Linked DNA regions of Homo sapiens: region 1 is linked to region 2. A link is an interaction called in ENCODE POLR2A ChIA-PET data of the cell type or tissue named here. Cell type or tissue: IMR-90. All regions are shown on one strand. Region 1 overlaps FBXO28 (F-box protein 28). Region 2 overlaps LOC101927143 (a long non-coding RNA gene).

The links. Peaks named below come from ENCODE experiments on the same cell type or tissue, not always from the same donor. Only the 100,000 strongest peaks of a DNase experiment are listed, where the experiment ranks them.
Region 1: POLR2A ChIA-PET joins it to region 2 with 11 read pairs; 5 of 35 experiments call an interaction of 5 or more read pairs at or near these places.

Annotation. Positions count from the first base shown.
Region 1 is chr1:224,139,808-224,142,307 of GRCh38, reverse strand. All of the region lies in intron 3 of FBXO28 (F-box protein 28), which reads right to left. All of the region lies in intron 2 of LOC124903813 (UPF0764 protein C16orf89-like), which reads left to right. Among named protein-coding and RNA genes, the nearest start is that of FBXO28, 27 kb to the right of the region's middle. In IMR-90, no CTCF peak of the experiment used is centred here; no DNase peak of the experiment used is centred here.
Region 2 is chr1:224,210,277-224,212,776 of GRCh38, reverse strand. LOC101927143 (a long non-coding RNA gene) reads left to right here. Exons shown (of 2, transcript NR_110669.1): 1 at 1-22. Among named protein-coding and RNA genes, the nearest start is that of DEGS1, 28 kb to the right of the region's middle. RefSeq lists an enhancer at 1,725-1,894. In IMR-90, no CTCF peak of the experiment used is centred here; a DNase peak (open chromatin) is centred at 986.

The DNA.
Region 1 (2,500 bases), 70 kb after region 2:
TAATCTCAGCTCACTGCAACCTCTACCTCCTGGGTTCAAGCGATTCTCCTGCCTCAGCCTCCCGAGTAGCTGGGACTACAGGTGCACGCCACCACGCCTGGCTAATTTTTGCATTTTTAGCAGAGACTGGGTTTTGCCATGTTGGCTAGGCTGGTCTCTAACTCCTGACCTCAGGTGATCCGCCTGCCTCGGCCTCCCAAAGTGCTGGGATTACAGGCGTGAGCCACCATGCCTGGCCCCAAAAATTAAAAAAAAAAAAAAAATTTAATGTGCCTGTAGAGTCCCAGGTACTTGGGAGGTCGAGGTGGGAGGATTGTCTTGAGTCTAGGAGGTCACGACTACAATGAACTGTGGTCATGCCACTGCACTCTAGCCTAGGTGATTCAGCAAGACCCAGTATCAAAAAAAAAAAAAAATTAATGTAGCCTCAGTATGCAGTGTTTACAAAGTGTACAGTAATGTCCTAGGCTTTCACATTCACTCACCACTCACTCACTGACTTACCCAGAGAAACTGAGTTTCATTCATGATAAATGCCCTATACAGGTGTACCATTTTTTTATACCCTACTTTTACTGTACCTTTTCTATGTTTAGATATACAAATATGATTGTGTTATAATCACCTACAATAGTCAGTACGGTAACATGCTGTACAGGTTTGTAGTTCAGGAGCAATAGACTATACCATATAGCCTATGTGTGTAAGAACCATCTAGGTTTGTGTAAATACACTCTATGATGTATGTTCACATGACAAAGTGACCTAACAATGCATCTCTTGGGATGGATCCTCTTTGCTAAATGACGCATGATTGCATCTTTTTTTTTTTTTTTTGAGACACAGTCTTGCTCTGTCGCCCAGGCTGGAGTGCAGTGGTGCAATCTTGGCTCACTGCAAGCTCCGCCTCCCGGGTTCACACCATTCTCCTGCCTCAGCCTCCCAAGTAGCTGGGACTACAGGCACCCGCCACCATGCCTGGCTAATTTTTTGTATTTTAATTAGAGACAGGGTTTCACCTGTTAGCCAGGATGGTCTCCATCTCCTGACCTCGTGATCCGCCCACCTCGGCCTCCCAAAGTGCTGGGATTACAGGCGTGAGCCACCATGCCCGGCCGATTGTATCTTTTTTTCCCCACTATGTCTTGCCCAGGCTGGAGTGCAGTGGTTTGATCTCGGCTCACTGCAGCCTCCGCCTCCCAGGTTCAAGCGATTCTCCTATCTCAGCCTCATGAGTAGCTGGGACAACAGGTGTTTGCCACTACACTTGGCTAATTTTGCATTTTTAGTAGAGAAAGGGTTTCACCATGTTGGCCAGGCTGGCATATCTTTTCTTATTTCTCAGAATAATTTTTTTTTTTTGAGACAGAATCTCACTCTGTTGCCCAGGCTGGAGTGCAGTGGTACGATCTCGGCTCACTGCAACCTCCACCTCCCAGGTTCAAGCGATTCTCCTGCCTCAGCCTTCTGAGTAGCTGGAATTACAGGCACGTGCCACCATGCTCGGCTAATTTTTTGTATTTTTAGTAGAGATGGGGTTTCACCATGTTGGCTAGGCTGGTCTAGAACTCTTGACCTCAGGTGATCCGCCCACCTCAGCCTCCCAAAATGCTGGGATTACAGGTGTGAGCAATCCTGCCCGGCCTGCTATATTCTCTTTAATATGAAAACAGACTTTTATTTTTTTTAAAGGCTCATGGCTGTATATATTTATTTTGGGACAAGCATAGTAAAAGGAGAAATGTTCCCAACTAATCTTGATTTTTAAGAGTATCGCCACATTAAAATCAACTTTAAAAGAAACAAAAACAACATTCTGTAAGCATTAAACTTAAATGGAAGCATATCCCTCAAAATAACTGACCTACGTTCTTCAAAAATGTGATGATCAAGTGACACAAAGAGAGCCTAGGGAACTGTTCCAGATATAAGATTACAGTCCATGCATGGTTCTCGATTACATTCTGTATTAACAAAAAAAATTGCTAGGAAGAGTATTATTGGAATATGTGATGAAACTTGAATATGAACTGTCAACTACAGAACAGTATTACATCAGTGTTACAAATTTCTGATTTTGCTCTCTGTACTGTGGTTAAGTAAGAGTATCCTAGCTTTTAGGAAATACAATGAAATATTTAGGAACTAAGGAGCACAGTGTCTCCAACTTATTTTCAAGTGGTTCAGGAAAAAAAAGTATTTATATTTTATTTTCTTGAGACAAGATCTTGCTCTGTCACCCAGGCTGGAGTGCAGTGGAATGATCATAGCTCATTGCAGCCTTGACTGCCCAGGCTCAAGCAATCGTCCCACCTCAGCCGCCCAAGGAGCTGGGGCTACAGGTGCATGCCACCACACCCAGCTAATTAATTTTTTTTTTAGAGACGGGGGTCTTACTTTGCAGCCCAGGTTGGTCTCGAACTCCTGGCGGCTTCAAGCCATCTGCCCGTCTCAGCCTCCCAAAGTATTAGGATTACAGGCATGAGCCACCACGCCTGGC
Region 2 (2,500 bases):
GTTTCCACCCACTGCAGCTGTGGTGAGTCTAGAGGCAGAAAATTCATAGCAGCCCATGCCCTTTGACCATGTTTCTGCTGGTCAGCCTGCACCTCACTCACACTACGCCCTGTGACACAACCCCAGACAGACTCTGGAGAACTCAAGGGGACGTGGAAGCCAGGCTCTGCCCGGAAGCTCCACTCAGGTCATCTTCAGGGAGCCGTGGGAGCATCATTGCCCTCCCCTTTCAAAGCTAGGTCTGTGCTTACTGCTCAGTTTTTTTCCAAACTAAACAATGTTTTTGAGAGATTCACAGAGAGATAAAAGCAATTAGGAATAAATGCCAGGGGGTGGTTAACACAAAGGTGGGGATATTGGTTACCTCTGGAGAGGAAAGGGGATGGAATGGCAGAGTGCTCAAGGGTCTCTGGAGGTGCTCCTGTCTCCAGTGTAGTCACGTGAGGTTCACTTTATTCTTTAATCTGTACATACACTTTTTTTTTTTTTCTGAGATGGAGTCCCACTCTGTCGCCCAGGCTGGAGTGCAATGGTGTGATCTCCGCTCACTGCAACCTCCACCTCCCAGATTCAAGCGATTCTCCTGCCTCAGCCTCCTGAGTAGCTGGGACTACAGATGTGTGCCACCACGCCTGGCTAATTTTTGTATTTTTAGTAGAGACAGGGTTTCACCATGTTGGCCAGGCTGGTCTCAAACTCCTGACCTCAAGTGATCCGCCTGCCTCGGCCTCCCAAAGTGCTGGGATTACAGGCGTGAGCCACTGTGCCTGGCCTGTACATACACATTCTCTATAAAATATTTTGAAATAAGCACTTTTAATTAATTAAGGATTGTTCTGGAAAAGAAAAAAACTTTCTACTGAAATAATTGGCTGAGATAGAAGTAATTATGTCTTAAATGATCTAGATAATTTTATGACTGGCTGAAGCCTCAGCATCAGAAGCAAGGGCTGAACATTTTGGCTTCCTGCCAACCTTGACTCACTGAGCAAATGAATTTACCTTCAACAATATGTACAGTCCAGATGTGCATTTGTGCCTGTCTCATTCTCAATATGAAATATGTTTTGAGAATTGTTTGGGGTAAAAACAACAAATGATCTCTTTTGTCCACATACTTTTCACCGTTCCTTCCTCGGCAGCCAAGTCGACTCAGCTGGCTCTTTGGGACCTGGCACATTAAAACTAAAATGTGCTCCAGTGGACTTCACTGTGTTTTTTTCTTTCTTTAACCAGCACAGGAGCTGCAGAAGGGCATTTTGAAGTCTGGAGGTAATGCCAGTTGGCCTGGGCAGGGAACAATGTGTGATTAAGCAGTGAAGGGGATAAGGGACAAATTCCGGGAGCCCTGCTTATCTCTGCTGGAATTACTGTACTGCAGGTCTCAAATCCTGAAGGATCCTGTATTTGTTTTCACCTGGAACCTGGACCACATTCAGGTGGCAGATTAAAATTAAGCCAAGTTCATTCCAGGCCATCCTAATGATTTTTTAATTAGCATCAGTGCACAGTGTAGTAATTTGCAGTTCATAGTCCACTTGTAAGTTGAAATTAGAAACTGCAAGGACAGTAATATAAGTGGGAGGAGAGATTTCATTAATCCCGTCAACAAATATTTATTGACTGCAGCTGTGCTAGTGGGTAATGATAATACAGCTAAGAGCCAAAACAAAGTTCCTCCCCTATGGGCCTTTCTTTCCAGTGGGAAGAGGGTACAGGGTACAGTCAATAAATCCAAATATATATATTTATGTATGCACACAGATATATATATAAAACAAGTGGAATGTGCTGTGAAGAAGAAGCAGGGTAAGGCTCTGGAAAGGGCCAAGGGTGTGCGTGAGTGGGGTGGTTACTGTATAGAGATTGGCCACGCCGGGTGCAGTGGCTCACGCCTGTAATCCCAGCACTTTGGGAGGCCGAGGTGGGCGGATCACCTGAGGTCTGGAGTTCGAGACCAGCCTGACCAACATGGAGAAACCCCATCTCTACTAAAAATACAAAATTAGCCAAGCGTGGTGGCGCATGCCTGTAATTCCAGCTACTCGGGAGGCTGAGGCAGGAGAATGGCTTGAACCCGGGAGGCAGAGGTTGCTGTGAGCTGAGATCGTGCCATTGCACTCCAGCCTGGGCAATAAGAGTGAAACTCCCTCTCAAAAAAAAAAAAAAAAAAAAAAAGAGAGATTGGCCAGGAAAGGCCTCTGGCAAGATGATCTCTGAAGGAAGTGAGAGTAAGTGGTGCAGCTTTTGGGAGGAAGATAGTGCTGGGCAGAGGGAAGAGCAAAGGCTACGTCTCTGCATTCCAAGATTACAAATAGAGGGTAACATTCACCCTCCACCCCTCAACGCCTCTTTCCTGTGACCTTCGGGAGCTGCAGAACTTCAGTGTCCATCAGTCAGAGGCAATGCCCCTGACCCAGACGCCTCTAGTTGAGAGATAGACAGAGCTGGATTTATAGCACCACAGACCTGACCTGGAATGAGACTTGCAAGTATGTCA